Linked DNA regions of Mus musculus: all the other regions are linked to region 3. A link is a loop called in an ENCODE intact Hi-C map of the cell type or tissue named here. Cell type or tissue: heart. All regions are shown on one strand. Links, peaks and the distances in the headings refer to the core of each region. The heading gives the core; the rest is flanking DNA.

The links. Peaks named below come from ENCODE experiments on the same cell type or tissue, not always from the same donor. Only the 100,000 strongest peaks of a DNase experiment are listed, where the experiment ranks them.
Region 1: it touches region 3 in a loop (6-fold over the local background); 22 of 42 quality-filtered maps call a loop at or near these places.
Region 2: it touches region 3 in a loop (13-fold over the local background); 13 of 42 quality-filtered maps call a loop at or near these places.

What each region holds. Positions count from the first base shown.
Region 1 is chr2:71,892,207-71,903,143 of GRCm38, reverse strand. Pdk1 (pyruvate dehydrogenase kinase, isoenzyme 1) reads right to left here. Exons shown (of 11, transcript NM_172665.5): 9 at 7,345-7,455; 10 at 5,384-5,497; 11 at 1-3,160. The coding sequence ends at 3,020. Among named protein-coding and RNA genes, the nearest start is that of Pdk1, 24 kb to the right of the region's middle. In heart, for the core only: a CTCF peak has its summit at 4,473 (motif pointing left); no DNase peak of the experiment used is centred there.
Region 2 is chr2:71,847,218-71,858,154 of GRCm38, reverse strand. Itga6 (integrin alpha 6) reads right to left here. Exons shown (of 26, transcript NM_008397.4): 24 at 8,649-8,774; 25 at 4,492-4,621; 26 at 1-2,301. The coding sequence ends at 4,514. Among named protein-coding and RNA genes, the nearest start is that of Pdk1, 21 kb to the left of the region's middle. In heart, for the core only: CTCF peaks have their summits at 5,574 and 5,799 (motif pointing left); a DNase peak (open chromatin) is centred at 5,784.
Region 3 is chr2:71,951,497-71,962,433 of GRCm38, reverse strand. Gm39845 (a long non-coding RNA gene) reads right to left here and starts at 4,775. Exons shown (of 3, transcript XR_866416.1): 1 at 4,649-4,775. In heart, for the core only: CTCF peaks have their summits at 5,824 and 6,589 (motif pointing right); no DNase peak of the experiment used is centred there.

The DNA of each region.
Region 1 (10,937 bases), core at 3,493-5,992, 57 kb after region 3:
CCAGTTCTCCAGCACATGTCAATCATTGGCAGTGTATTAGAAAAGGGAAATCTAGGATAACTCTAAGCACACGAACTCTACCTGCTTTGCCCACTAGGCTATCTACAGTGCAAGCCTGCCTCAAGCACTGCTAGGAGATGGTTGAGAGTGCAAGACACCTGGCTACAGTTATTAGTGTGGTGTATGTAGGGGATGCGCATGTGCACAGTGCACGTGTGGAGAACCACAGATAACTCACAGGATGGTTGGTTCTTTCTCTAATTCCACCATTCGTGCTGAGGAAAGATCTCCAACCCTATCCCTAACCCAGGCTTGATGGCCATGCTTTTACCCACTGAGCCAGTGCTGGCAACTAGTTACAATTCGTTGAACCTGTACAGATATTGAGTCTTGATGATGAAACAGACTGCTGTCTAAAGGACACGAGTATATTTCTAAGATCCTTAAGTGGCTCAAATTTTTTTTTAAAGCTGATCCATCTTTTCAGTTTTCAGTCACCCCGAAAATGCACCACGCTGCGGTAGAATTCTGCTTCTATGTCTTCATGTAGAAATCTCAGTGTAAGACACTGACCATTATTAAATGTAAAGGCATCAAAACCAGCCAGCATTTGGAATTACAGTGTGGAATAGTCTTTTATTTTTCGAGACAGGGTTTCTCTGTATAGCCCTGGCTGCCCTGGAACTCATTCTGTAGACCAGGCTAGCCTCAGAAATCCGCCTGCCTCTGCCTCCCATGTGTTGGGATTAAAGGCGTGCGCCACCACTGCCTGGTGAAATATTCTTACAATCCTTTCCTACACTACACTGGCACACTCACTAACTGCCCAGGTTATAAAAATCACTTGCTGTCCATTCCCCAACCATCAACTCTATTTTCATACCTAAACCACATAAAACTATCGCTGGCAGACAAAATGGCTCACCTTAAGAATCTAAAAACCTTCCAGGTGTCTTTAAAAGTAACTCTGGAAAGCGTCCCCTAGAGCTTTGTCACATTGTCTCCATCCATTACCATTACAACAGAGCAAAAAGGTGCTACACCTTAAAAAGAATCTAAAGTAAACTAATTTTAAATTCTTCTTGTCTGAAAACATTTCTTAGCTCTTAAGCAGAGAGGGGGATAATTTTTTTTAATTCCTTGGAGAGGGCAAAGTATTTCACAAGTAAAAATAGTACGTTTATTGACAGTTGTACAAAAGATTCCAAAATATTTCATCATTGCAGTAAAGTGTAATTGAAAGCTAGTAAGTGCAATACACTGAATAAATGCCACTCAGGAGCATGATCTATTATTTCTTACAAAGTCCTCAATTAGAAACAGCAGGTATACGGTGTATATTTTCCAACATTTGGTAGTATTAGCTAAAAACCCTGGGCCAATAGGACCTGAGTTTCAGGCCCCTCACCTCTCAGCTAAGGATCTGGGCTGACCACCCTGGCGCATGCTCAGGCTGCATGTTCCTATCACTGGCACCAAAGTTCTATTTTGTGCCATGTCACATGATTTGGCTTTTGTATTACAGATGTATGTATGTGTAGGACACAGAGTGAAGACTGGATAAAACATGTCAAGAGTGACATGTTTTAACTCACTACATTTTCCAAACCAAACCCCCAAATCCCTCTAGGCAAGTGGCAAAGCATGTTTTCCAAGTACTTCCCCATCACCTAACAGAGGAGGTTATAAATATCCCAGACAGTGGACAGTGATCAGCAGAGACAGCTCAGGCTGGGGCACCAATTCTGTGTGACTCTGGGTCACTGAGAGAGAACCCAGGTGTCATTACCTGCTCCATAGGTTTGTATTCTAACACAAATAACATCAATACTTCAAAGCGTTTGTTGCAGACTTTAAATCAACACATAGCTGCAAATGAATTCTGTAGTTAATATAAGCTGACTTTTCTTTGATTTAAAAAAAAAATCTGGATATTTTAGAAAAATACATGTTCTTAGTCACCACTGGAAACCAAGGTGGCTGAGCCTTTGGTCACCTGACCTCTCGCTGTCACCCTGGTCTTCCCGCTAATGCTTTAGCTTGCACCAGGCTTGAGATTCAGATTATGTCCCCTAATGTGTAGCAACCCGACAAGCTTCCCAATCTAGTCTGTCACTCTGACAACAGCAGTAGTCACGATTCACTCCCAAATATAGTTCCAGCCAGGCCAGCCATGAGCCTCACCTGGTCCCTGGCCTTCAGCCTCTGGATCCCTGGGTGGGACCCAGAGAATCTCACGCTCATCCTCAGATCACCTCAGCAGTCGGTCAGCTCGGCCTGGGCCACTTGGTGCTTCCCAAACAGTTTACTCTCTGCTGCCATTTGGCTTGTTTTGGGACTAACGTTTCTCTTGTAAGCCAGATGTGGTGGCACACCCTTCTCATTCCAGCGCTCAGGACACCGAGGGCTTTGTAAGCTCAAGGCCAGCTGGGGCTACACAGTGAGACTTTGTTTTTAAAGAAAATCCCTTGTGCTGACAGTAAACTCGATAACCACGCTCTGGACTTAGCTCCATGGGGAACCAGTCATTACAATCCACTGCAAAAAAATGATGCCATGATCAATTCATTTCAGCACTCTGACAACCTGTGTGGGTTCTAACGGATCACTGTGTTGTTCTTCGTGGGAGATAAGAAGACCATCTGACTAGGTGTCACCACTCACAGATGATAGAACTCCAAAAGCAGAGAGGCCGCTAGCCAGCTACTCCACGTTCTTCAGATGCTTCTAGCAGAAGTAAGTGAAAACTTGAAAGAAATACTCAGCTTCCTACAGAAACCAGGAACTTCACACCCCATACCATACCAAGGGTAGTTGACCAAAATTATGTGTGTTCAAAACCACGCCCAATTAACCCAACACATCAGAATACAGTTGGCATAACCGATCCTTTAGGAGCTTCAGCAAACACTAATTGTGAAGATCACACGTGAAATATTTGGAACAGTGTGGTTCCAAATACATGTCTTCCAAATTTAGCAGAAACCACATGTGGATGTGCCAGGCGTCCCATGTGCGTTTAAGAGCTTCGGAATGTGGTCATGTCTTTCGGCTCTCGGCTGGGCACACACCAGTCGTCAGCCTCGTGGTTGGCTTTGTAATGCTTCCAGGCGGCTTTATTGTACACAGGGAGTCTCTCGACGGATTCTGTCGACAGAGCCTGGGGTTGAAAAGAAGTCAGACACTTCTGAGAGTTCGTTATCTGAGATAATATACAGTGGCAAACAGCGACCACAAAGTAAACAGGGTTCTGCTGGCATCTCATCAACTAGTTACTAACCACACACCATCTTCAGGGTGGATACATTAGGAAATGCTATTTACTACAACTGGAGCACTGGTAACACACTAGTTGGGTTTGATGCTTCAGGTATCCGCTAGCCAGCCTGGAAAAGTCTACCCAAGCAGAACAGACATCTCTTGAAAAGTGCAAGCCCAGCCAGGAGTCTGCTACTACTACCTTAATATTCATACACAGATTTATTGAGAAGAAAGCCAATCTTTTTCACTATATAGTAATGTATTATTAAAAGCGTTACTATGCAGGAACGGAGATGGCTCGGTGGTTAAGAGCACTTGTTGTTGCACAGGAACTGGGTTCGGTTCCTGGCACACACATGCTGGCTCACCACTACCTATGACTCCGAGCCAGAAAACCTTATGCCCTATTCTGACTTCCACACACACCAGGCAGACATGTAGTACAGAGACTCACATGTAAGCATAACACTTGTACACATAAAATAATCTTCTATAAAAATTAAAAACTGAACACACCAGTATTGGCATCAGTAAACACAGAGCTCGGTCTAAGCATCTCCAGAGGCTTTTCGATGAACAGTGCTTGGTCCTTGTGTTTGGGGCCCAAACACAAGTTTGTTTTCACTGCCCAGCACCCAGGCTGAAGACTGAACACGGGGTCTTTCTTGTAAAGCAAGCACTATATCGCTAAGCAATGCTGTTTTCTCCTCCTGCATTAAGGGCAGTTTCGGTCCCTAACCATGGATTTCTGTTCCCCACACAACCATCCATTCCCTGCTCTACAGCTTCCTGTAAATAATGGGACCCAGCGATAAACTATGCTTTCTGTTACTGTCTTCACAGTAGGAATTGTCAGAACTTTGACAATAGGCCCCTGGTATTCCCCAAGATGATGTTGACAGGATGGAACTAGAAATTCACTCCTGGTGATGCTGAATAAGGTCTGTAATGGGACAGGGCGTGATGACTCCATCATATCGCTTGAGTTCTGGTTTTTCCCAAATAGAAAAACTTACTACCTCCACGCTCTGAGCAGTCTAAATACAGACCAAGATGCTACATTTACTGTTAAAATTATCATGCTCATATAGTCATACTTAAGTTCCTCACAATGACATGTGAGGGGAAATAACATGGCTATAAAGAATTTATTCTTTTCAGGCCAACTTTTTTCACAGCATTTTCAAGCATAGCCTATAAAATAGGCGCCATCTAGTGGCCAGAGCAAGAAACTGGAGGCAGCAAAGGCGTAACCAATTCTTTAATCATTACACTGATTTGTTTGAGTATGCGTGGCTCAGTGGGTAAAGGTGCTTGCCATCAAGCCTAATGATCTGAATCTAATCTCCAAACCCACACGAGGAAAGGGGAGAACTAATTCTGGCAAGTTGTTCTGACCTCATGTACATGTGTGCCCATGACAAACTAACATTTTATTTTAAAAGAGCAGCTTGAGCCCAGCGTGGTGGTGCACGCCTTTAATCCCAGCACTCGGGAGGCAGAGGCAGGCGGATTTCTGAGTTCAAGGCCAGCCTGGTCTACAGGGTGAGTTCCAGGACAGCCAGGGCTACACAGAGAAACCCTGTCTCGAAAAACAAAAATAAATAAATAAACAAAAACAAAACACAAAACAAAACAGCTCGGTGACTGGTCATGTTTCACATGAAAACTAGACTTACTTCTTTTTTACAGTGCTGGAGTGAACCCAGGGTCTTTCTTGTACATTCAGGATTCTCTACTTCTTTCCCACTGCCCTCAACCATCAAAGTCGTTGCATTCCCATATCTCTATATTTATTAATAGCATGGGGTTTACTAAAATCCCATTCCAGTTTTTCATTCTTATCTTTTCTTATCATTAAAAGAAGTTGGGTTAACAGGCTGAAGAGATGGCTTAGTGGCCCAAAGTATTGACTGCTCCTATAGAGAACCCAAGGCCTGGTTCCCAGCACCTACCTACACAGTATCTCACAACTGTCTGTAACTCCAGTTCCAGGGATCTCATACCCACTTCTGGCCTCTGAGGGCTCTTGGATACATACGGTACACATAAACTCACACACATACATATGCAAATTAGAAAACTTTTCAGTACAATTAAATCAAGGATCCTTGGTTATTACCTTAATGTAGATAACCGCATCTGTCCCGTAGCCCTCTAAGGAATACAGCTTTAGGTCTCCCTGGAAGTACTGTGCATAGAGGCGTGATATGGGCAATCCGTAACCAAACCCAGCCTGTTCGACAAGAAAACAGTTCTGTTCAGAGTCCCACACGCTGGAACACTTTTCTAGCTAAGATAATGCCACGGAGAACTGCAAAGCCAACAACCTGTGCAGCGGACGGAGCCCGTAAAATGCAGTCATGCGGAAGGGTTAAGCTGGAGTTTAGCTCAGCCCATCAGCTCAACAATTGTGGACCTAAAGCCTTTTATTCGGTCTATAAAATGATCTGTGGTAGTCTGAAGAAGGCATATTGCTTTTCTTTGCTGTCCTGCTCCAGGGTTCTCCCAATATAGCTTTCAGCAATTTCCTATAAAGCACACAGTTTCATTTAGGAGCAAGACTAGAAAATGTCTTGTTGCAGCTTTACGAACAATAGATAGGAATCTCAGGACTTCACGCCATGGATTTCCAGCCTTTGTTCTGAACCTGGAAATAATCTGTGATAATTCACTTTCTTATTCTCCCTGACAGATCACTTCCCTGCTCCAGAATCTTCAAAGCATTCCAGTACGACACCCCCACCACCACCACCACCCGAGAGATTAAAAAGCCAAGCTTCTAGAAAGAGCTTCCAAGACAAGATCAGGTCTCTGCCGCCTGCTCTCCTGTCTGGTGGAGCCAATCTCCTTCCCTGACTTCCTTCAACATAGGACTTCCGTGTCTTCATCCTGTTTCCAGTGTCTGGTCCTTCTTTACCTGAGTAAATTCTGCAGACACTTGAGGAAAGGTAAAAAGTGGCTCCCATCAGTAAGCCATGCTTTTGTGGTATTGCTCACAGCATGGCATTAGTGTTCATGCCAACAGAAGAGTCACTCACTAAGATCATGCATGGGCTCTGGCTTTTCCCCCCACTGATTATTTTTTATATTGTTATTCGTGTGTGTATGAGTGCAGGTATGTGCTTATCATGTTCTATGCGTGGAGGGGAGGACCACTTCCAGGAGTTGGCTCTGTCCTGCCACCATGGAATCTGGAGATCAAACGATGCTGTCGGTGTTTTCCCACAGAGTCATCACACTTGTACTAATTATTTTATATTCCCGTGTTTCTAGGTGGCTCTTCAAATCAACTACCCAATCTCCAACTTTCTCCATGCCCTAGGGCTGAGCTGCAACCAAACACACTCAGACACTTACAGACTAAATAAATACAAACATACAATTTAAAAAAATATATTAAAAAAAAATAGGCATTGTGGCATTGCCTTTAATCCCAGGGCACTGGAGGCAACAGCAGGTGAACTGAAGAACAATAAAGAGAAAGCAGACTTTCAGTTGTGTCTATCAACGAGGTCTTTCGAAATACAAATGCTTGAGGGAAAACTCATGTCAAGTCAGCGATGACCAATGACTAGTACGATCCATATGCAGTCTTCATATTGAAATAGATTGGTATATATGGCTTGCCACAGGAAAGACCACTGTGATGGCGACACCAAGAGTACCAGAAAAACCTCAAACTATGATCTGTCTTGTGCCTGTTTCAATTAAAAATAAGCCCCAGGGCTCTTTAATTCAGGCAGAAGTATTTGTCTCTAAAGTTTTGAAGTGCTCTCTTACGATCTTGCCTCTTGCCCTCTTGTTCCCACTCTCCCCAGTCCCTTTCCCCCTCTCTCCAAGTGGCCATGGCCAGCCTCTGCTTCTCTGCTCTCTCCTTCTCTCTGCCTTTCTCTGCCTCTACTACCCTCTCAACTCCCCTCCCCATGCCCTGAATAAACTCTATTCTATAATGAAAAAAAAAAAAAAGTTTGGAAGCATTTTCCTTCCTTGTGAGCTCCTGTGAAATCGGCTTAACTGGTTTTGGGGAAGTCACATTCTGATGGTGGTTGGCGGACACCACAGCCTTTCTCTGGCACATACCAGGGGCACAGCACGGGACGTTTCAACACGAGGCCGGGGTGCGGTTGAGTACATGTAGTTGAAGAGTCTGTCGATCTTCCTCAGTGGAACACCGCCTCCCCGGTCACTCATCTAAAGGAAAAAGGACCAAACTGTAACCGGGCCCACACCTTGCAGAATCCTGACTTAACTACTTTGGGGTGAAGGCTGCTTTTGGGAATCCAAGCTGCAAACTTTAACACTGCCCTGAATGGTGTGGCTAACACAGAGTTAATCCTTCCTGGTGGACAATATGATAATCAGGATAAAATAAATAAAAAAAGCAAGGACACTCTACACAACAGTACCACCTCCTACGTCTATCCTAAAAAAACTAAAGCAGGCAAAGTACACATGAGAATATCCATCATGGTTTTAAGAAAAACCAGAGAGTAGCCCACACAGGGACCACATAAAGTGCATTCTAAAACAGAATACTATGTAGCCATTTAAAATGTGATGTAGAGCATTCTTGGGTATTAGCAAAAGAGAGGTCTACAAAAAAATAGACAATAAAGAACAAGTTAGAAACACTCACAATTCTAACTTTGTAAATATATTATAAAACAGAAGTGTGAAATGGGCTGAGATGGCTTTGCAGTTAAAAACACTGGCTGCTCTTCCAGAGGTCTGCGTTTGGTTCCTAGCTCCTACTTGGTGGCTCAAGACTATCAGTAACTTCAGTTCTAAGGGATCCAACACCTACTTCTGGCCTCCACGGGCACTGCACCCATGTGTAACCCATAGACACATACAGATAACTACAATAGATCTCTCTTTTTAAGGAATTCGGTGTGGTGCTACACACCTACAATCTCAGCATACAGGAGGCCGAGGCAGGAGAACTGCGATAATTAGAGACTAGCTTGTGCTATAATGTCTCAATAAAACAAAACTAAGGGCCATGAGATGGCCCAATGGTAAAGGTACTTGCCACCGAGTCTAAGACCTGATCAATCCCAGGGTGCACATGGAGGCATGAGCATCACCCTGCTCCACCTCTGACCTCCACACCTGTGCTGGACACACGCAGACACAACAAATAAACGAAACTTTGCAACACAGAAGAATTCCAGACAACCTTCTAGTGAGTTAAAGGACACACATTTTTCCTATTCTGTCATTTTTCAAGTCACAAGTAACCACACGGTAGGTTGAATTAGTAATGAACTTACCCATTATATTTACTGTTTTCCTTTATAATTAGCATAGACAACTTTTCTAACCTCTATTCTAATTTACTATAGATACTTCTTCTGTCACAAGACCTAAGTCGATGTCATTAATAAATATGATTTTAGCATACACATACAATAACATGTACAAAAAAGTTATAACGTAAATGGCTTATAGTTGAGTTTTCACATATTAAGATGATAATGTATACACACTAGAAACATACTAAGAATTATACAGCTATTTTCGTTTCCTCTGGTATATGAGGAACTAGACCAAGTCCTTCCCACACTCTAGAAGCTACACTAAGACCCTATTGTGATTTTCGAAGTTAAAAAGGTTGCCTTGAGATATCATTTGAAGCTCTGCCTCTCATACAGCTAGAACTAAGTAATTACAGTATCCAAGTATGTAAGGACTTTATAAAGAACCTGTGTTTAGAATTATGCTTAAAACTGCTCTTAGCTGTGAATTCAAAGGCCTGTGAAATGATTTATTTTAGTGAAATAACTAAACAGCTCTGGGGTGAGTAGTTCCAGGGACTAATTCAATGTTTGGCTGCGATTCCCCAGTAAGAAGTGTGGGTGCAGTGGTGGTGCACGCCTTTAATCCTTTAAATCCCAGCACTTGGGAGGCAGAGACAGGTGGGTTTCTGAGTTTGAGGCCAGCCTTGTAGCCTGGTCTATACAGTGAGTTCCAGGACAGCCAGGGCTACACAGAGAAACCCTGTCTCTTAAAAAAAAAAAAAAAAAAAAAAAAAGTGCAGGAACCCTAAGTGAGTGGTATATCACAATAGGGTATATCACAATAGACTTTGGGATAAAGGAGGGAGGGGTGCTAAAGAGATGGCTCAGAGGTTAAGAGCACCTGTTGCTCTTGCAGAGGACCCAAGTTCAGTTCTCAGCACCCACATGGTAGCTTCACAACCATTCACACTCAAATTTCAGAGGATCTGATACCCTCTTCTTACATCCACGGACACCAGGCATGCATGTAGTATACAGATATACGTGCAGGCACAACATTCACGCACATAAAATGAATCTAAAAGTAGAGAACTACTACTGACAATCCCAGAGCTTCTGAGGCAAGATGGAGGCAGAGGCAGGACTGCAGGCCAGCTAGCTTGGCTCACCCAGTAGCAAAAACAAAGAGACTTTGCCTCAAACAAGGTATAAGGTAAAGACTGACATCCAAAGTTGTCCTCAGACCTCCAAATGAGCATATCTACACACACACACACACACACACACACACACACACACACACACCACATTTCCTAATTTTCTTTACTTAACCTTCTGGCAACAGACTAGCTTTCTAGCCATACAACTATGTGGCATGTGTAGAACAAGAGGTGATTCCTGGCAGTCTGAAGAAAACATGGGGCTGTAAGAGGTGGCATGTCACTAGAGGTTGGCAGGCAATCTAGGTCAGGTGTCATGGCTAGATCTGATGAATAGCCTTTGCTTTGCAGTCAACATGATAATGGATGTAGTGGATTATATAAAATACTCAGGGCACTTTCTAAGACTGTTTTAAGAGATTACCAAAAGAGGGGTGATAGGAGGTGTGTATTAATACTCTTATGCAACTACACTGAGAGAGTGTGAAAATGAAACAAGAGACTGAGGCAAACGTGAACCTGAGCCTGTGCCAAGGAAAGGTCCTGGAAGAGTTAAGTGCTGTCACGAGGAACGCAGGGAAGCAGAGTGCCAGCTCACCTTCAGTGCACAAATCACCGCTCAAAGCATCCAGCCAAGCGCTGCCGCCACCATCCACAGCCCCTGTCTGACCCCAGTCTTCCTGATCTCCCAACACTGAGTCCCTGAGCCAACGCATGGGAATCCAGGCCCAAAGGAAAGGAACCTTTCCTGCCTGCTCTGTTGCTGTTAAATGAAGCTGGAGAGATGGCGTCACAGTTCAGAGTACTTGCTGCTCTTGCAGGAGACTAGGTTTGGTTCCCAGCACCCACATGGTGGGTCACAACTATCCGCCATTCCAGTTCCAAGGGATCCAGCACCCTTTTCTGAACTCTGTGGGTATCAGGCACACACATGGTAGATAAATATACATGCAAACAAAATACCAATGAGCATAAAATAAAATATACAACCTGGAAATGACTTTAGTTTGCATACTTCATACAACCCCTACAGCAAATGTGTCTAATTACTATATATTTATTTGTGCTTCACTCATTTGAATAAACAGTCAATTTAAAAAAGAAAACAGAAATCCAAAGGAAACAGTATAGGGAAAAGAGGAAAATGAGAAATAAACTGTAATTTTAAATAAATAAATAATTATAATTACTACCTTCAAAGTGACAAAAGAGAAAACCAGAACAGACTTTTATAAGGAATAATTTTTTAAAATTTCTTTAAAAACCTAAAAAA
Region 2 (10,937 bases), core at 4,546-7,045, 100 kb after region 3:
TAATGCTAGTTAGTATAAAAACCTATCAAATGCAAACAGACCAGTGACTTGACTTGAGATGACATTTTAGACAACTATTAAATTTAAACATGACATTCTTGTTTCTTTGTTGTTGAACTCCCTCCCAACCCTTTCCAGGACATTCATTTTTATAACAAAGGTCTACAAACACTGTCAAGGTATCAGCTTCTTAGCTGTGTCCTTTAAAGCCAGTGTGCTAGGCTCCAAGATACTCCAGAGAGAAACTGAGACTTTACACATGACTAGGCCCTGTGGTAGAGAGCTTTCTGTAAACAAGGCATCATTTGTAAAACCAGTTTTGAGTGAAAAGACAGAAATAGAACCAGAATAAAGGTCTTTAATATCTTAAGACTGTAATGTTTTATGAAAGAAAGAAAAAAAAAGAATTAAAACTCAAAGCAACAATGGCACATTTAGCAATGTTTTGTTCTTTTAAAAGACAGAGAAGTGGCTGGGACCTAATTCAGTCGCAGAGTGCTGCCCTAGCACCGACAAAGCCTGGGGTCAGTCCCAAGCGCACACCTGCAATCACAGCCCTGGGGTGGGGAGGCAGGGGAATCGGAAGTTCAAAACTATCCCAAGTTACCTAAGGAGTTCAAGGCCAGCCTGGGTTACTTGAGACCCAGTCTTAAGATAGAGAACTGCTTATATAACTAATATCCAAACAAATTAGCACCTGTTTGCTGTTGGCACCTGTTTGCTGTTGTTGCTCTCCATATAAATTATTTTAAAGCACAATTAAAAAAAGATTTGATAATATATTCAATCTCTGTTGAACATATATATAAAATAATTGTTTTCCCCCTCCTACCATTTTTACAACCAACCAAGGCGGGCCGAGGCACGGTAAGCAAGCACTTTAGCAATGAGCTAAGAGTAGTCACAAGTCCTTTGGAGGAATTTAGATTCGGCGAACAATTTGAACAAAAAGCAAACACAGACTCGCTGGCTGAATGGTTCCGATGTTATTTAAGAAGCTAAGTGCTGGGGCACTCCATCTGTTTGGTGTGGCCGTTCTGGCAACAGATGTTCTTCAGTAGTCTCACACTGGATTGGTCTGGATCCACACGGGTACTCACTTCAGGTCCTGAATACAGCGTTGGCAGCATCTAGCACACAGACCCTAGAGTTCAGTGAGCACACCCATGTCTAAGAGTTCTGAAAGTTACAGCACGAAGTTCAGAAGTTCCACACAGGGCTCAAAACAGTACATCCACTGCCGGGGAAGGACGAAATGTCCTACAGTTAACCCCCTTTGTCAAACTTTCTGGGTTGGTGGAAGGCCTGCCAGAAAGGCAATTACGGTATCATGTACAGGTGAGTTTAAGTTATTAAAATGACCCTTGCATGTTTATAAAGATCTTTTTTTTTTTTTGCAGTAAATAAGTAAGGTCAGAACAACAACAACAACAAGACCTCCCAGGTTCTCATTCTCATTGCTTAAACCACCCAGAAGCATCTTTGGCCTATTAGTCAACAGCAAGATGGCTTGAAGAAAAAAATAAATATCATATACAAACAAATGTAACTAGCATTCAAGTCTGTCGACCCTGTGCTTTAGTGACAAGGGAGACGGGAACCTGTGTGCATTTGGCGTCAGCAAGGGTCCTCACTTCTAGGAGATGGAGAAAGAAGGCCAAAGGGTAACATCACCTTCTATTGCACATTTAAGACAGAACTTTCACCAGAGGCACAGCTATCCATTGGCAGTCTTGAGCCAAGGTCAATCTTATGAGAAGAATGCTTGTGGGAGCAGGCTGGGATAGCCACTCTGTTAGCACAGGTGACCTGGGGGAGAGCATCCCAGCAGTGCAGATGGGCAGGCCCTGCCCCAGCGTGTGGAAGTCAGCCACGTCAAAAACAAAGGCAATCCGGAAAGTTAAATTAAGGCAGTTAAAGAAAAATCCACTCTACCAGTCTTAAATTTGGCTGTGCAAAACAGGAGCCTTAGGTGTAACAATATCCACAGTTGAAACTGTAGGTCCATACTGGGTGTCGTCAGTCTGAAATCATATATGGGGGAGCTGAGCAGGCTTTGAAGCCACCTGAATTTCTGAGCTGGAAAAAATAAGGGGGGGCTTTGGGTAGTGTGAGGTGTTCTTTCCTGTGCCCTCCTCTCTATGAGTAACTTTCGTTTTCATTCCACTTGGTGATCCACTGTTTTTTTTCGAGGTTATCCATGTGTTTCTCATCTTTGATCTCTCGCTCTTCTTTCCGGATCCGCACCGCATGGTATCGGGGAATGCTGTCATCGTACCTAGAGCGCTTAAAGAATCCACACTGGAAGGGGTGGGGGACAGAAAAACAAGATGGAAGTTAGTTAATCTGAAGACCTGGTGCATACACCAGAACTTGTAAGCACTCAGTGCAGCTAGGTCTCCCTCTGGAGTGCTCGGAAAAGGCACTGATTCCTTTTAAGAAAAAGTAGGCAGTGGGGTAAGCAGGGAGAACGGATGTGGGCCCCACAGAAAAGTCAGTGTCCACCTTCTTTACTTTTTATAGCCTCAGCTATTTCATTATAAAACATCTTGTATTTGTGTGTAGGGAACTGGAGCTTGCTTTGTAGCCAAGGTTTGCCTCAAACTCAACATCATCTGGTCTGAAGCTCCCTAGTGCTGGATAATAGGCGTGTGCATACCATGGCCAGCTTAAGAGGATTTCTCTAAGGGTATAAAGAAAAAAAATCACTATTTCTCACCCATTAATAAGCTGTGAATCAGATCACAGGTAATTTTACAAACGCTGTTTGGTGCGCCATGTTCCTCTAACATGATTCTCTCCCCCCTGGGCCTCTCATCCTCCAATCAATCCTCTATCAATAGTCATTGGGGAGACTCGGTGGGGTGCTTCCAATTACGCTGTTTTGTTAATGAGTTACAAAGTAATTTGTTGCATAAGAACACCAGTCAGTCAGGAGCCTCACAGGACTCACGGGCAGCATCACTACACTGAATTTTGGAGCATTCCCCAATTTCTCCTCTTCCTTTAAAAACAGGAAGGAAAGAAAGAAAGGGGGAGGGGGCTTGTGGAGGGGAGGGGTAAGTAAAGAAGCCAAATTATTAAACTTTATTTACTTAAAAAATTTTGATCTAAACAAAAGTTCACTTAAAAAATATGCCTAAGATTTTTGAACCAGATTTTTAGAAGTTATAAATAAGAATTTACATGTTTTTTTTTCTTTTCAAAGGAGTCTTTTCAAATTTAAAAATGCAGTTCAGAAGAGGGATCTATGTAGAATGATCATTTAATGTCCTTATTTTGTGACGGCAACAGGAATAGAATAATTATATTGAAGAATGTTGTGTTATAAAATTGCCACAAGGCAAGGCAAAAATCCCAATCCCAAATGAGCCTGGAGTTTGGTATAGGCCATTTCTCTATGGTCTCATTTGTAATTCTGTGCAGAAAAAGCCAATATACTTATTATAAAATATGATTTCTGTCTGCCCCATTTAAAAACAGAAGAAAATGCAGTTGAAATGTACAATCAAAATGGCCATGTTGGGATCACTGGGTCAATACCTTGGAAAGGAACTGTAGCAGTAACTGAAATCCCTCTTGCCCATGGGAAAGAAAAGGGAATTGACAATAGTTCCTGTTTCCATGGGTTTATAAATCATAGGAGAGAAATACGAACTTAAAATCAGCTGAGAGCCAAGGTGGAAGAAAGGGGCTAAGAACACGAAACCTGGTCAAACTCCATTACAACATCTTGAAGTAGAAACCACCCCAGTACTTGGGTGCTAGAATTTTTTGCACGCTGGTGGTTACTTGGGGAAAGGACCATGTCCTGAAGTATTCAAGAAGCCCACGTGCTGACAAGGATTCTTTGTTGTAATGGCTTTGGCCCAGGAGAGAAAGGAGGGAAAAGGAGGGCGCATGCTTAGCTAGCACAGGACCACGTCCAAGCGGCAGTAAGAAGCGCCCCAAGCCTGGCCATCGCTCTAGAACAAGGACAACCATGGAGACAAGGACAAGAGAGCCTCCTCCCAGGAGATACACAAACTCTCCCACATGCAACAGGTTAAGCAGGCAGTCGACAAAAGCTCCTGCCCCCAGGGAATTCCAAAACGAACAAGAAATCTGGGCCGATTTCTCATGCACTTTTGAAATTCCGAGTGGGACACGATACAAAAACACATGGCAAAGGGCAGCTACGGAGCTCTTAAAACCTAATCAGACAAACCAGTGTGGCTGCCTTCATTGCTGTGGTGTTGTTTAACAAGAACACAAAATAACTCACCTGCAACAGAAGATTCTTTGTGCAACAACAAACAACATCATCATCAACAACAACAACAACAACAACTGAGCTATCAAGTGAAATAACAAAAATAAATAAATCCAAGCAAGGCAAGCCACTTGGAAACAACTGTTAATGGGACAGACACAGCAAGCTGTCGCTCTTAAGTTAGCCACCACAACCACAGCAGGTCCCAAAGCTAGCGATGAAAAACATTGATCAATTACCAATTATGGAAGTAGATCAATACTATGCATCGGAAGTAAGCCTCTCTTTATCAGACGGCTGAGTATGGATCTCAGCCTTGTGATAGGTGGCATCGTAATGATCTTTCTTATTTCTCTTGAAGAAGCCACACTACAAGGAAGCAAGGTATTTAGTCAATTTTACAGTTTCGTGTTTGAGAGCTAAAAAACAGAACACCTCAGACTTTAACTTAAGCGAGCAGTCACTGTGCCGTCACCCTGTGCCAGCATTTAACAGAGTCTGTCACTCAGTGTCTCTACATAAAGATGACACGCACTGACTAGTTGACTTTTCTATTTGTAGCAGAAATCTTAGGGTCATCCTAAAAGGAAAACACGCACATTGGACGGGAACTTCAAGTGATTTTTTTTTTTTCCCTTGCAGAATGGACTCTTTAGAAAAGTCAAAAACAGTCCCTTCTGAGGTCTACTGAGACAAATGATGGGAAATAAAGTCTGTAAAACTCAGTACAAGTCAAAATAAAACATGAGTATAGTGTGTTTATCTGCTTCTGCAGTAAATTTTATGGACCAATACTCTCAGCTGGGTACCTCTGGACCAATTGGTAGTGTGAATCACAGAATAAATTCCAATGGAGGAGTAATTGCTGTTGGTTTCCCTGGATTCTGAACCACCTGTGCAACCCTTAAACGGGAGGAACCCAGGCTCCTCAGTTTAGGTCACTCTAAAGGAGCACAAAAGTGCAATTCTACTTTCTGTTCTTATTTTCTTGAGTCAACAACAAAAACCGTTCCCTATTTACTTCTATCTGGTTCACAGGCTGTGGGAGCTACCATTTGAAATAAAACTTGGTGTGGTGGTTTGAATATACTTGGCCCAGGGAGTGGCACTATTAGGAGGCATGGCCTTGTCAGAGTAGGTGTGTCACTGTGGGTGTGGGTTTTAATATCCTAGTCCTAGCTGCTTGGAAGTCAGTCTTCTCTTAGAGGCCTTCATATCCCGAGCTTATCCCCGTCCCGCGGGAAATAAACACAGGACACACCAGATTCTTCCACGGTTAACTTTTACTTCTATATCATATTGAGGTAGACAAAGAAAGCTCAGAAAGTGTGTGGCTTAAATACTTTTGGTGACGTGTCTAAACTAGGACTGGTAGCAACACCCATGATCCTCATGCACCCTGGGGATAGGTTAAAGCCCCCAGGGGTTGGGCAAAAGCCTCGGAGATGGACTGGTGACTTTGGCTGGCTGTGCTCTCGCAGCTGCGCACAATGAGGTTTAGCACCATCTAGTGGCGGCACGTAGATTGCAGCCCTTTACACCTTCAGAACGAGATGTACAATTCTCAGCTCCTCCTGCACCAGGCCTGCCTGGATGCTGCCATGCTCTCGCCTTGATGATACTGGACTGAACCTCTGAACCTGTAAGCCAGCCCCAATGAAATGTTGTTTTTATGAGAGTTGCCTTGGTCATGGTGTCTTTTCACAGCAGTTAAACCCAAACTAATACAGTCAAATAAATCTCCTGAAGAAATTGTGCCTCCTAGTCTAGCAACTCATAAAGGGGTGGGGGGGGGGGGGACACACACTACATCTGCCTCTTGCAAGGTGGGAGCTACCAACTGTACATGGTTATTCAAGTTTAGACAAATTTAAATTGAAAATGCAACTTTTCTACTGTACCAGCCAAAGGTGACTCCAGGGAATCAGGGGATGATGCCACTCCAGGACATTTCCATATTATAGATCATTGCACTGGGATGCACTGGATTAGCCTATCTCATGTGTACTTGTGGCTGTGGCTGTCAGGGTAATACACAGTAAATACAGCCAAGTTGCAGTCACAGGAACTAGTAAATAGGGCAGGAAGAAAAGTTAACCAAAACGAACAGTCTTTTGTTTTGTTTTTGACAGGGTTTCTCTGAATAGCCCTGGCTGCCCTGGAACTCACTCTGTAGACCAGCTAGCCTTGAACTCAAATATCCAATTGCCTGTTTCCCGAGTGCAGGGATTAAAGGGACCAGTGCCCAGCAAAATGAATAGTCCTAAGATCCCTGAGGACTTTTGTCTTTTACTTCTATAAGGACTCCTGTACAAGAGGCAGTATTTATGAAACAGATAAAACCAGGGTTCCTCTAGGTAAAGTGAGCTCTCCAGGAGCCACTGACACTGCTGTAGATGGACAAGCTCAGTTTACAGACTGCTGAACATTATTATAGCCCACCTATCATCCTTTCCTATCCTTCCCTCCACAATGCTGGGGAATGAAGTCAGAGCCTAGCACACAGTATAAAGCTGCTTTACTGATAAGCTACATCCCAGAACCCCAGAATCCTTTCTGATCCTTAAATTCCTTGGTTTAAATATGAATTTTTTTTTATAAAGAAGAATAGGAAGTAATAAGACTATTTCCATATGGAGGTTGAGGAAGGTATCTGATCATTTTAGAATCTAATTTCTGGAAATTAGAACGCAAAGAACCCAATGAAATCATTTAGTCTGACCCAATTATTAAACAGCTGAGATCCAGGGGGATGAAAATTATTTGCCCAAAATTATATACCTCTCAGGAATTGTAACTCTGCATCTACTGTCATGACTACATAAGGATTCAAGCGCCAATAAAATCTGCTCTGGGAAAAGACTGGCCTTGTGGCCTCTTCCAGAGAATATAAGAACATCTTCAGGTATCAAAACTCCAAATTAATTTTTAACATCAAATAATTATACCAAGAGCTCTAATACTCATTGGCTGTATTTGCCAGATACACCTACTGCTTGAGATATAGTGGAGTAAAACATTAAAAAAAAAAATCTGTGTATCAGGAAGGCTACTGGTATGGACAGATACCAAGTCTCAAGATTATCTCAGCCTGGCAAAAGGAAGTTGTTTGGAAGAATGGTGGGGGTCGGGGGGAGACTCACTCAAACCTGGCAAGTCAGAGTATCCTTCGTCTGTCATACTCGGACACAATGGAAGGAAAAGTGTGGTTTGACCCTAGCGCATTCTTACTTCCCACCAACAAGCCTTCTAGAATAAACACATTGGGAAGCACTCCACACACAATGGCATTGTAATAAGAAGGCTAGTGTTTCTGCGATGCAACTCATGAAACCAAAGAGTGAGACTGTAAATATTATCTCCTCACATCATATCAGGTTCTACCAAGTCAGTCATCAAGGTGCCAGTTTCCAGAGATTTCTGTAATCTGGAATCACCCATAAGGACGGTGGACCTCCATTACTCCCTGAGACTCACATGAGATCTATAGAGGTTGTAATCTGTTGACAAACACTCATAACTATCTCCTACATAGTCTTTTGATGGCATGAGTCTTTATGGGTAGGAAGCAGGGCGAGACGCTCACACCTTGTGCGGTCAGAAGATTAGAGTCTAATGAGGACCATCACACTGAGCCCGAGTGTTTGCCATGCTTGTTACAGGCTGAGAAACCGTGAGATGGAGTACTCTTTCTGCCATGTTTCCCTACTCCTAAGTTAGATGTAAGGCTGATGATCCCCAGCGGCTGACGTGAAGGCTTCTTTACAGAAGGGGAAATTAGCAGGAATTTATGTTCAGATCCAACTGTTATCTGTCAAGTTGGCTTAGATTTAGGGTTTGATTGCAGGCACAGAGAATGCTAAATAAAGTAGCAAAATTCAAATTGTCATTTACCAAACAAGCTGAATTATATATGAGATATTAAACTTATTTTTAGAAACTTTTTACATATGAGTAATCTTTAAATATAAATTGTTAAGATATATGGGTATTCCTTATAAAAAGTCTCGCAGATTTACCATAATTTTATGATAAAATGTTGGGAAAAGGGGCTAGAGAGATGTCTCAGTGTTTAAGAGCATTGACTGCTTTTCCAGAGGTCCTGAGTTCAATTCCCAGCAACCACATGATGGTGCACAACCATCTGTGAAGGGATCTGATGCCCTCTTCGGGTGTGTCTGAAGATAGCAGCGTACTTACATACATTAAATACATACATACATACATACATACATACATATATATACACACACACACACACACATATATACATATATATATATAATGTTGGGAAAAAGAAATAATGAAAGAAGGAACTACAAATGTGTCAGTGTGAATCCTCATCTATAAAGACATGAAGTTTACATCCCAAACTCAAGAGACAGACACAACTTACCTTCCACAGTAAAAACACTAATAGAGCCAGCATCAGAATCCCGGCAAGAACAGCCAGGAGGATGATCCACCAAGCTACTCCTGAATACTGAGCTACAGTCTTTGAGGGAAACACCGTCACTCGAACCTGCAGGGCACAAAAGAGACACCACTATAAACCCGGTGCCAGCTCACATCAGGTACCGATGGCTTCAGTTCGGCTCAGTTCTGCTCCTATACATGTTCTGAATGAAAAAGCGGGAGGACAGACAAGTCGCTTCCTTTGTCAGCCATTTCTCATAACCACAGAATATTGCTTCAATGGGCTTTCCCTGAAAATCTTATCCAGAACTGGAAAGGCCTGGGTTGTATTTCTAATGTAAGTCTTAAAGTAAGTGTGTGTGTGTGTGTGTGTGTGTGTGTGTGTGTGTTTTAAAGAAAAGCAGAGAAAACTATACAATGACGTACCCACCACTCCCTTTTGCGTCTGAACAGCTATCAGCAGCTAACTGTGTTTCACCACAATTACTTGGTTTTGTTCTGTTGTTGTGTTTAAATCTTGCTGTACTGGAGTCAAGCTTTGCACATGTGTAGTAAACACTACCTCCAAGCTCCACCTCCAGCCTTCAGCCAACATCCTTTTGAGAAGGATCAGACGTTTAGTCAATTTTCAGCCGTGGAAAGGAACGGGTAAGTTTGGGTGCAATTATTCTACAAACCTCAGATTCCAAAGACACTGTGAAACAGGGGACAAGCTTTGTAACAAAGAGGAGCCATTAAACTTTTTTTTCCTTAGGCTATCAAACTAAAGATCCTCATTTTAATTTCCTAAAATGACTTTTTACCATGCCAGTATGTGTGGACAAGGTAGGTTTCTCCAGGTGTAACTCAGACTCCAGCTGTAGCAATGAGACATTCTAAGCATTTGATTAATGGCAAACACCCATCAAAAATGTTTAGCTCCAGTCCTAAAATGTCTTAGGGATTTGTAACAACACAAAAGAAACATCTATAAGGCTTTATAATTCCTAGTAAGTAACTTTTCCCTTTGGACTCATTAAACTTTGTGAGTTTCCATGGGGGTGGCTTTCCATAGGTGACATCATTTACCATGTGCCAAGAGCAGAAAGGGCTCACACACTCTACTGGTGTATCCAATTTTATCACCAATAACCAGTACAGAGGCCACATCAGCTTGTTAACTGCCAAAACACCTGCCCCAATTTACATTATAAAGCCCACTCTGACCGAACAACAGTATAAGTCATCTGGCAAAGGGGCTGTCACAACTTTTATAAAACTTAGTATCAAATTTACCATCCACCTCTATGCGCATATAAGCCCATCTTCTAAACGCACACGTATCTCAAGTTCTCTGAATTTGAAACCCCTGGAATGAAAATCTCACTGCCAGGAAGAATGGGGCACTCATTTCTATTACAATTTCTTCTGTCTTCAGCAGCCAAGAAACTTGGATAGTCCCTACATGATTCTTAGGAATAGAATGGAGACACGTGTACACACATACACGGCCCCTTCTTTCTTGGATTACATTGAAATCCTCAACACTTTTATTCAGTTTCACTTCTGGCACCGTAGTACAGGGAAGACACCCATGTGTTTTAACAGGTGCTTGTTTGCATGTGCATTTAATTAAACTGATGTCAAAATACAATCATCTTACCTGGCTCAATTGTGTGGTTTCTGATTTCACTTCTTATGACACTGTCTAAACTTAAAAGTGTCTTATGAGTGGCAAATACTTAAACTCTTGAAATTGGGCAATTAATAAACAGATTTCTAGTTTTCTTTCTTTCTTTTTAAAGCAGGATTAGGTTTTAAAAAGACTGAATTACACAATCTAGTTTGTGGTTATTAACAGAGAAAATGATCTTCAGACTAGAAAGGAAGCGAGCCCTGAGATGAGGACAAAAGTGTAACCCAAAACAAGTCAGGGGATCGAGGAAGAGGGCATCCTGAGGCTCAAAGTAAGGTCTAATATTCAGGCTTAAACACTGCACCTTCGGATATACAAGGAAGTGCCAGCATGGGTCCTGAGCTATTGTAGCCCAAAAATCACAGAAAATAGGAGGTAGTAGAAGACCAGCAATAAAAAATATGTCTCCATTTTCAAAAGAGATGGGTTCTAGACAAAAGGCTAGAAAGAAAGTAGGATCATACAGAGACTCCATCTCTACAAGGAGGCTGGATAAAATAACATGCCCAAGACAAGGATTTTCCTTTGTGAATAGGCAACCAGACTTGACATCAGGCCCTTGGGTGGTAACCTTCTAGAACTGAGAACTGAGAC
Region 3 (10,937 bases), core at 5,431-7,930:
TACAATGGTAGGAAATTCTAAGGAATAGCCATTGGTTATAGGGAATGTGTACTGGTTAGTTTTGTGTCAACTTGACACAGCTGGAGTTATCACAGAGAAAGGACCTTCAGTTGAGGAAATGCCTCCATGAGATCCAACTGTAAGGCATTTTCTCAATTAGTGATCAAGGGGGAAAGGCCCCTTGTGGGTGGGACCATCTCTGGGCTGGTAGTCTTGGGTTCTATAAGAGAGCAGGCTGAGCAAGCCAGGAGAGGCAAACCAGTAAAGAACATCCCTCCATGGCCTCTGCATCAGCTCCTGCTCCCTGACCTGCTTGAGTTCCAGTCCTGACTTCCTTGGTGATGAACAGCAGTATGGAAGTGTAAGCCGAATAAACCCTTTCCTCCCCAACTTGCTTCTTGGTCATGATGTTTGTGCAGGAATAGAAACCCTGACTAAGACAGAATGTAAATGTAAATTGTCATGTGATGTCACTTATAGAGAGAACGAGAAAAATTAGAAAGGGAAAGTATAATAATCATGTAAAAATGATAGGATAGGATAATGGTTCCCTGGTCTGATTATTACATATTCATTTATCGAAACGTCATGATCTGTACCATAAATAAACATATCAACTAAAAAGAAATATATGTATGCTGTTTTTAAGAAATGATGGTGAAGCAGGCAAGCATGCAGAATATCTTAGCAACTTGGAACTCCACTTTCCTGGGGCTATGTACACACTCCTCTCCCAGCAATGAACCTAGCAACCTAGGATCCCCTTCGGCATAAAGCTGTGTATGCACAGCACTCTGAACAATGAAGGTTTTCCATCCCTAACAACTATCAGCGACTCTGCTTTCACAGATAGTTTCTATGTGAATATTTTACAGCTATATCAAGTATGGGAATGAGGGGGCATATCCAGCCTAGACAGCTTTTGACGGATGTATAATAAGACAAACTGTGTCTGTCCACTGGGTGAACGGTGAGGAAGAACATGTTATTTGCTCTCCAGTGTGTGGTGGTTTGTATATGCTTGGCCCAAGGAGTGGCACTATTAGGAAGTATGGCCTTGTTGGAGGAAGTGTGTCACTGTAGAGGTGGGCTTTGAGACCCTCCTCTTAGCCATGTGGAAGCCAGTCTGCTCCTGGTTTCCTTTGGATAAAGATGTAGAGCTCTCAGCTACTCCTGTACCATTCCTGTCTGGATGCTGCTATGTTCCTGTCTTGATGATACTGGACTGAACCTCTCTGAACCTGTAAACCAGCCCCAATTAAATGCTTCCCTTTATAAAAATTCTTGGTCATGGTGTCTCTTCATGGCAATAAAACCCTAACTAAGACATAGTGACTATGCATAATTGAGAGTGCATATGGTTGAAATCATGTGCATCATATATAACTCAAACCTGCCAATCAAAATAGAGAATGACCTTGCTATATGCTCTGGTAGCCACCTCCTTCTCCTACACACCAAACAATAATGTGAGCCCTTCAGTACTTTTTCTCTCTTTGAAATAATTTGTTACTTTCACTTTGCTCTTAATAAAACTTCCTGCTTCCGTGTTGGTGTGTGCATCTTTTCCAATTCTTTGTACAGGCATCAAGGATCCAGAAACACACAGAGATTACAAGTAATGATAGACTAACGAGTGAGCCCCTGCCTTCTACTTTCCATATTTGTTTTCTTGTAGAGAGTCTAATGTAACCGAGCTGGTCTCCTGCCCCTCCCACTCAAATGAGGAAATACAAGCATATTACCCTACACCTGATGTTACTTTCCACATTTAACAATATATTCCATATCTAAAGATCTAAAATTACTGATTCACACCCCATCTTAAGCACTGAATTTGATGCAGTAAAAATAAAATATAAATTATTGCAAGTGTTTTTATTTCTATCAAATTTCATTTGAAAAATTCAAAGCTACAGATAGCCAACCACAAAGGCTGATGCCTGTACCTACTCCTCCCAAGATGCTTCTCCTTTCTGGGTACCACACATCACAGGAGGTGAGTCTGACATCACACTCATCTGTGTCTAGGAACAAGCCTCTTCCTGTCACCCACAGTCATGTCACCCAAGCCGTAAACATGTTAGAACCCTCTTCCCAAATATAAAGTTTAAGTCTCTACATTATGCTAAGAAATAGCCATTTGTCTACCATTTGTGTGTTCTATTTAGTTTGGCCTGTGTCATATGGCATATAAAGTAATCCTTCAACCATTTTTGGGGTAGTCTTTCATGATATTGACTCCTTTTGAGATTCTGTCGAGATTAGCTATTTTGCAGGCTATTCTTCAATTTTGAATATATCTGTTTCTTCATGACTAGAAATTACTTGAATCTCTCCACTAATTCATAGACTTCATTTTGCACTGATATGGTATTAATTCTCCCGTACAGCCTTTGAAACAGGGCATCTCTAACAGACTTGTTAAAGAAACCAGGCTGAGGTTTTAATGGATTTGATGTGAGATAGACTCAGTCACATGCATCTGAACATCAGCCTTTGGTCGTCCGTAAGGTAGTAACCGGGAGCTTAAAAACCATGTGATCAGCCTGCTGTCCGTGGTGCACACCTTTAATCCCAGCCCTTGGGAGGTAGAGGCAGAGGCAGGGGGAATCTCTGAGTTTATGATCCACAGGGTGGAAGTTTCAAGACAACCAGGGCTACACAGAGAAACCCTGTCTCCCTGTCTAGAAAAAGAAAGAGAGAGACAGAGGGGGGAGAGGGAGAGGGAGAGGGAGAGGGAGAGGGAGAGAGAGAAGGAAGGAAGGAAGGAAGGAAGGAAGGAAGGAAGGAAGACAGGGAGGGAGAGAGGGAGGAAGGAAGGAAGGAAGGAAGGAAGGAAGGAAGGAAGGAAGAAGGAAGGAAGGAAGGAAGAAAGACAGGGAGGGAGAGAGGGAGGAAGGAAGGAAGGAAGGAAGGAAGGAAGGAAGGAAGGAAGGAAGGAAGGAAGGAAGGAAGGAAGGAAGACAGGGAGGGAGAGAGGGAGGAAGGAAGGAAGGAAGGAAGGAAGGAAGGAAGGAAGGAAGGAAGGAAGGAAGGAAGACAGGGAGGGAGAGAGGGAGGAAGGAAGGAAGGAAGGAAGGAAGGAAGGAAGGAAGGAAGGAAGGAAGGAAGGAAGGAAGACAGGGAAGGAGAGAGGGAGGGAGGGAGGAAGGAAGGATTTGCTTCTTGAGAGCAACTGCAGAAGAGAGGAAACGGATGCTTGTTTATATGGAGAGACCATTTCCTATTCTTGTTCTACTGTTTATTTTCCAGGTCAGTCAATAAACTAGCCAGGGAGTTAATCAGTCATAGCTTTAAAAGCTGGTGGGACCAGAGAGTAAATCATCTCTGTATATCCACTGTTCAGACCCTGAAGCCTGGGAGCTTTCAAAGCTGTTCTCATGAAGCCGAGAATGGCAGCTTCCCACCTGAAATTACACCGCTCTGCAAGCAGAAGCACGATTGAGCTTTTAGACCAGCTTGGGCCGTATAGTGAGACCATCCATCAAAACGAAAAATAAAATAAAATAAACTGTTTTACTAGAATTTTTGAGTTGTGAAAAAAGACCTGATTCATGAACTTGTCAAGCCAAACATAGGCGGACAGAGGTTGTCTAAACTTCATTTGTTACTTGGCCTATTAAATCTTCCAATAAGATATATATACACACACACACAGGTAGAGAGAGAGAGAGAGAGAGAGAGAGAGAGAGAGAGAGAGAGAGAGCAACTTCTACAAATTAGAGCTGTGGCAAGGAAGCTGCCTTAATGGGAAATGTGAGTTGTATTTCTAGGAACGCCTTCCTCCTGCAGCCAGAGGCTTGGCTGCAGCCCCAGGGATGATGTAGTTTTTGAGCCCCTGCCATGGTTCTGACTTCACCTGCCTACAGCAGTTATCCCTCATTAACCATCCTTTTTCCCTATGAGCCTGGACACCACCCCAGAGTTTCCCAGCACAGCACTACAGGCCTCACTGACGATGATCTGGAGTCGGTACATCTGATGAACACTTTGTGCCACTTCAAAACACTTTAATGTCATCTACACTGGCTTCTCATCTTCAGGCCAGGGATGGCGAGGGTCTAAAAGCGTGTGTCTCATGAATGTCCTCCTACCAATAATTGGCAAGCCAAGTAAAATCCTGTATCAGAGGTTATTCAATAGGTGTTGGGGCAAAGGAAGAAAAGGAGACTATATCAGGGTTTGCTGTTTGCTGTAACAGTCTGATCTCAATGTGCATAGTAACTAAAGCATTCATTTTCTTGCTCATTAGATAATCTGGATTCGTTCCAGGTTTGGGAGATGAGAGTAGGTGCATTCTATTCTCCATTGTCTGGGAAAGATCCAGCCAGGCAATGGTGGCACACACTTTTGATCCCAGCACTCAGGAGGCAGAGGCAGGCAGATCTCTGAGTTCAAAGCTAATCTGGTCTACAGAGTGAGTTCCAGGACAGTCAGGGCTATACAGAGAAACTCTGCCTCAAAATTAATTAATTAATTAATTAAAAATAAATACTAAGGAAAAGAAAAGATCTAGTCTGATAAAGGCTATCCCGTGTCTGTGTGTATATGACTCTGTGTGTGTGTGCGTGTGCGTGTGTGTGTGTGCTCCCACATGTAGAAGCCAGACGTTAACCTTGGGTGTCATTCTTCAAGTGCTGCCTACCTTGTGTTTTGGGATGCTGGTCCAGCTGGGCTGGATGAGAGCAAGCCCCAGGAATCCACTTGCCTCTGTCTCCCAGAACTGCAATTACAAACTCTCCACCTTTATTACACGGGTTCTAGAGTTCAGACTCTAGAGCTCCTACTCAAAATACAAACATTTTCCTGGCCTCCAGCCCTGGTAGGGAAATACACACAAGAAACTCAGAGGCTTTGTGACCCAAGCTTGAAGGAGGCTTGTATCAATTGTGCTGTCTTCTCTTTGGTAAAACACCATACGTGGCTGCACATGACTGTAGACCAGTGTTTCTCAACTTGGGAGGTTGAGATGACCCTTTCAGAGGGGTCACATATAAGATATTCTGCATATCAAATGTCTACTTATTATTCATAACAGTTACAAAATTACAGCTATGAAGTAGCAATGAAAATAATTTTATGGTTGTGGGGTGGGATCACCACAACATGAGGAACCGTATTAAGAAGTCACAGCTTTGAGAAGGTTGAGAACCATTGCTGTAGGTGAACAATGGAGTGAAGATTTAGGGAAGCAGACGCCCCCAGAGTACACTCCACTATAGAAGGAACACAACTGCTTCATTGCTAGCTGCCAACACTGCCCAGGAAGAGGGCCCGGGTAACCCCATAGCTTCTTGTCCAGCAGGCAGGACAAAATCATTTACATGCACCTCACACTACACGGCAGAGATGAAGCTGGGAACGCACTATGAAAATTTAACGACGTTTTAGTCTCTAAGATGTCTTTAAAAATAGGACCAGAAGCCAGGTGGTAGCTCACACCTACAATACAAGCTCTGGAGGCTGAGGCAGAAAGGCTGACATTGTGTTGTTCAAACCTCATGGAGATGCTTGTACGAAGTAAGATGAACACAGCTTTCTTAGGCAATGTTATCTCAGGGCATCACCGTTGTAGGTATGGCCTTAAAGTAGAATAAGATGGAGAAGAACAATTATTAGACATGGATTTATTGATTTAGTTAGTGATTTATTTAAAGCACTGTGTTACTGCCTGTCTGCCAAGCATGACTTCACTTGCTACCAGGAACAGAATGACCTGGAGAACCAGCTGAGACAATGGGCCGTTGCCCTTAACAACCTGCTGACTGCCATGGACGCTTCCGTAAAGTCTTGCTTGTTTGCCTGCCCCACCTTGTGGCTTTAGAGTATAAATTGAGAATCCAAACTAGACCCGGGATAAAAGCCTTTCAGGCAATATCCTAGTTTCGGTCCACAGGTGACATCTCCTCTGTTGCCTCTCACTGGTGTCAGAAGCATACTCCAGAGACTCCTGCCCCAGTCTGTCATTAACTAAAAAGCCACTGTGCAGCACCTGGGCATCACATACTTAACAATCACTTATTAAGCATTTTCCATAGATCTATTGAATAGTTACATTACTTGGCAATGTAAGCAGAAGAGTTCAGTATAGGGTGGGATAAAGAGACCACACATCATCTAGGAATTCAAGTAGTCTAGAAACAGAGAAATCTTTCTATAGCTATTAAAATGGAGAGTTTCTTTAAGAACTGCCCAGCAAAGGTGGACAACTTCAGAAATAAAACAAAGGCAGGGGACTTCATTGAAATTTGGGATAGGTTAAGAATAATGATCTCTGATAGAACATTTACAACTTTAAAGAATTAGTTGTGCAGTGGAAGTTGGCACCAGTCGACAGCTAAATAAGTCCCCACAATTCTTTCAGGAAGAAGCGTAGATGAGGCAACGTTCGATTGAGAGAGTTCAGTTAGATGTGACTGTTTATGGCATCAGAGTCACCTGCAGGATGTAAATGTGATGGTTTGCCACGGGAAAAGACGCGCAGAGTGGAAGACAACAGAGAAAGGCGTGGAGTGGGAATGCTACAAAGTAACCATCTCATCTACGCCTCCTCAGTCTCTGGATACTTTTGCTGATGTGCGGCACTTCCAGCAGAGGGCAGGCAGGGATAGGGAAAAAAACAGGAAAGCAACCGTCTTAATTGTTGACAGGCAGCCTCAGTCCTGCCCACAGTGGGAAAGGTGAAAATAACTGTGTGAGCTGAAATCATGTACAGTCATATGAAGGACAGCAGTGAGCTTTAAGTGTCCTGTGACCTTTAGCAATTTTTGCAACAACATTCAGACTCTTACCGTTGTAAATGCAAAAGAAAGAAGAGTGGAGCTAGACCTTGGTTCGTTATCGTTTACAACTTTAGAAACATGGACAAACGAAGTTTTCTTTGTAAATTAAATTATAAAAGCATACTTTGGACAGCACCTTGGGTCTTGTCCTTTATGCCTCACTTCTCTCTAAATTTGTGTCAGCACATAAAATTTATACTTAGCACTTCCTGTGTTGCAAAGTGTCTCCAAGACCTGCTTTAAGGTGTACCTCTTTGTCAGCATCCCTCCCTCTGGGATATCTTCATCACAGCCACTTTCCTGAATTAGACAAAGTGCTCCTGGCTGTGCTACCATGGCTTTCCACCCATGGTAGCAATGTCAGTGTAGCTGTGGTGGGTTCTTTTCTCTATCACTCTGCTGATGTCTGTTTAATTTCACTTCCAACATCATCTTTTGTTTCTTTGTTGGAATTTCCTCCTTGTTTAGGAAAACAGAGTCAAGGGATTTGTGTGGGATAAGCACATTCTTGCGTCATACCATGACCTAAGGCAGAATGGCAAGAGAGTATGAGAGGGAGGTAAAATTGTAAGTTGCGCCTTTGTAGGTCAGAAACTGTCCTCAAAACAAGTCAGCAGAGGTAGAAATAAAACTGGTGGTCTTTTAAAAAGTTAGTGTCAGGAGCCATCTAGGAAAGGCTAAAGGCATGCGGTGACTTTTTTGGAGCTTGCCCGTTTTGCTCAGCTGCAACAGATAAAGTGAATTGTAGAGCTTGCAGAGATTTCATCTCAGGATTGATTCTTGTTGCCGATATGCCTTTCCTGTCATTATTACATATGCTAATGATTTCTGGGCATTTGCCCACCCTATTGGGCAGGTTTTCTACAGATCAACGAAGATGTCATCTTTTGTAGTAATGCTATGCAGACAAATTGATACTTTCATAGTTCCTAACAATGATTCTATGGAATTCTTAAATTTATACAAGTAGTTTTGAGCTCTCAATAGTATAAAAGCTGAAATTAGGGCTCTGTAAACCTTCATATGTCACAGGCTAATTGCACTAGGAAAAGAAAGCAGGTTTGGAACAAATTTATAATCGGGGAAAACATTCCTTCTAGGCTTTCTGTGAAACCATTATCTGATAGCTAAAGGTCATAAACTGGGAATGGAAAATTTATTGTACGTGCAAAGACAGAAAATAAAATATTGACGGGATTTATCTATATAAAACTTCAAAACTAGTAAGACACAAGACAGATGAAATTGCCTCATCACAAAACTGTGCTAGTTTGTAATGAAAGTGTGGGTCTAGAAGATAATGAATGTTTAGTTAGGTACTAGTATTTTTTTTCCCCTGAGACAGGGTTTCTCTGTGTAGCCTTGGCTATCCTGGAACTCACTCTGTAGACCAGGCTGGCCTCAAACTCAGAAATTCGTCTGCTTCTGCCTCCCAAGAGCTGGGATTAAAGGAGTGTGTCACCATTGCCCTATTTTTTAAAAAAGATTTATTTACTTATTTTATGTATATGAGTACACTGTAGCTGTACAGATGGTTGTGAACCTTCATGTGGTTGTTGGGAATTGAACTTTTAGGACCTCTGCTCGCTCCAGTCAACCTTGCTCTCTCTCTTGCTCCAGCCCAAAGATTTATTATTATAAATAAGTACACTGTAGCTGTCTTCAGATGCACCAGACGAGAGTGTCAGATCTCATTATGGGTGGTTGTGAGGCACCATGTGGTTGCTGGGACTTGAACTCAGGACCTTTGGAAGTACAGCCAGTGCTCTTACCTGCTGAGCCATCTCTCCAGCCCTAAGTCTTAATGAAACACAGGGAAACACTTCTGCTGTAACTTTTTATTCGATTTATGGTTTGAATTTCTCTCTCAAGCTTGCTATGAACTTTTGTACCGTGATGCTTGAATAACCATGTGGTCATTGAGAATGTATAAGAACTAAGAACTACAATAAGGGAGGGGCTTTTTTTCTTTCAGCAGTAGAGAGACAAGGCTTTTTCTCACTTTCAGCAAATACAAAGGTGCAAGCTTTTTCTTTCTCTGAGCAATCAAGGTTGGAGCATCTTTTTCATCCAGAATGAGTGGGTTCTTTCTGTGTTGGTGCTTGCTCAATGAAACCTGCTTGTGTGGGCTTTTGCTCCACCCACTAACTATGTATACATACCTATATGTACATATGTATATGTGTATATGTCCTGGCCAGAGGAGAAAGGTCTCAGTCCCGCTGAGGTCTCTCCAGGGCTGAGCAGGATGGTGAGTGTCAACGGCCCAAAAGAAACACACCGAGCCAGGAGTCTTGTCAAATCAGGAACTCAATTTTATGGCATCAGCCTCTCACGCATATAAGTTCAGAACATAGCGAGGGGGATTTTTGGTGGGGTAAAATGACAGAGAAGGCAGGGAAGGGTGACAGGGGGTATGGAGTGGCTGACAGGGCCAATAGCAAAGCTCTACATCAGCAACGGTGGGGCAGAGGCAAGGCCAAACAGGAATGCTTCGTCATCCCAATATGGAAGTGACTGAGACAAGTCTCAAAACTCAAGCCAGGCTCAGGCGTGTCCTCAAGGCCCAAACCAGGGCCAAAATAGGGCCCACCATATGTGTATATATGTATATTTGTAATAGGAAATGTGTGTGTGTGTGTGTGTGTGTGTATGTGTGTGTGTATGTGTGTGTGTGTGTATGTGTGTGTGAGTGTGTGTGTGTGTGTGTGTGTGTGTGTGTGTGTGTGTGTGCGCGTGCATATTGCCTGTGTAAAAGAATTTAATTCTTTTCCTTTCTTTTCTCTCTGGTTCACAATGAGTTAATGAGTTCCTAGCCTTTAGCCTGGCCAGTGACAGGTCCTTGAATGAGAGAAAAAAAAGAATACTGAGAGAAAGTTACAGAGAAAGGAACTAGCACTTATTAAAGCACAAACAGTGAGGTTCTAAGGCCAGGGACCATCAGTCTTTAGCCTTTGTGTTTCTGTTCCACCTTAGCTTGTTCCCAGGTGAAGCAGGCCTCCCTGGCAAGTTGGTGAGGCACTCCTTTGAGTGTGTCCTTGAGGGTACCTCCAGGGAGAAATAACCTAGAAGACCTGGATGGAGACAGCACTGTAGGCTGAGGTTCTGGACTAAATAAAGAGGGGAAAAAGGAAAAGCCAGCTAAATGCCAGTGTTCTCCTTCCCCTGCTTCCGATCTACCCAGATAAAAGCAAGCCACAAAGGACAGCATCCTTTAACTTCCAGAAGACCTCCCACACACACACAAACACACACACACATACACACACACAAATTCTCCCTTTTGTTACTTTTTATCAAGTATTTGGTCACAACTAAGGGAAAAGAACCAAATACACGACTCCTTTAAGTTCTAGGGGCCTAGAGAGATGGCCTAGTGGCTAAGAGCACTTACTGCTCTTGCAGAAGACCCAGTTCCCAGCACCCACGTGTCAACTCACAACTGCCTGAGCCTGTAACTACAATTCCAAAGGATCCATCAGCCTCTTCTGACCTACTAAAGCACTAGGCATGTATGTAGTGCACATACATGTGTGCAGGCAAAACTCATACACGTAAAATAAAAATAAATTATTCTCATACTGAAGATTGAATAATCTGGCCCTGGCCTTATTTCCTGATGGAGATTCTTAGGAGAGAGAAAACAAAGGGTTGGGGAAACATGAAAATGTAGAACTCCGTGTGTTTGGTAGAAAGCAGGCAACTACCCATGCATACCTACTTGTAGGAGACTCCAAACAGTTGTGGTTAAAGATGTACTGATTTTTATTTTATGCACATGGGTATTTTGCCTGCATATATGTTCATGCACCATGTGTGTGTGCCTGGTGCTCACAGATGCAAGAAGAAGGTGTTGGATACCTTGGAACTAAAGTTACAGGTAGCTGGTAGCTGCTATGTAGGTGCTGGGAACTAGACCTGGAGGAATAACTGGTGCTCCTAACTGCTAAACCATCTCTGCAGCCTCCAGATTGAAATATTCAATTGATAGGTTTTAAATACATTCCATACGGCTTTCTAAGAAGGCACTGATGACTTTCTCCCCTCTACAATAAAAATGACACCGTATCCGGAAAGTCATTCTAGGCAGAGAGGGGACCATGAATTGTATGCCAAGATTGTACTTCAAAAGAAACAAACGCAGAATTTTTG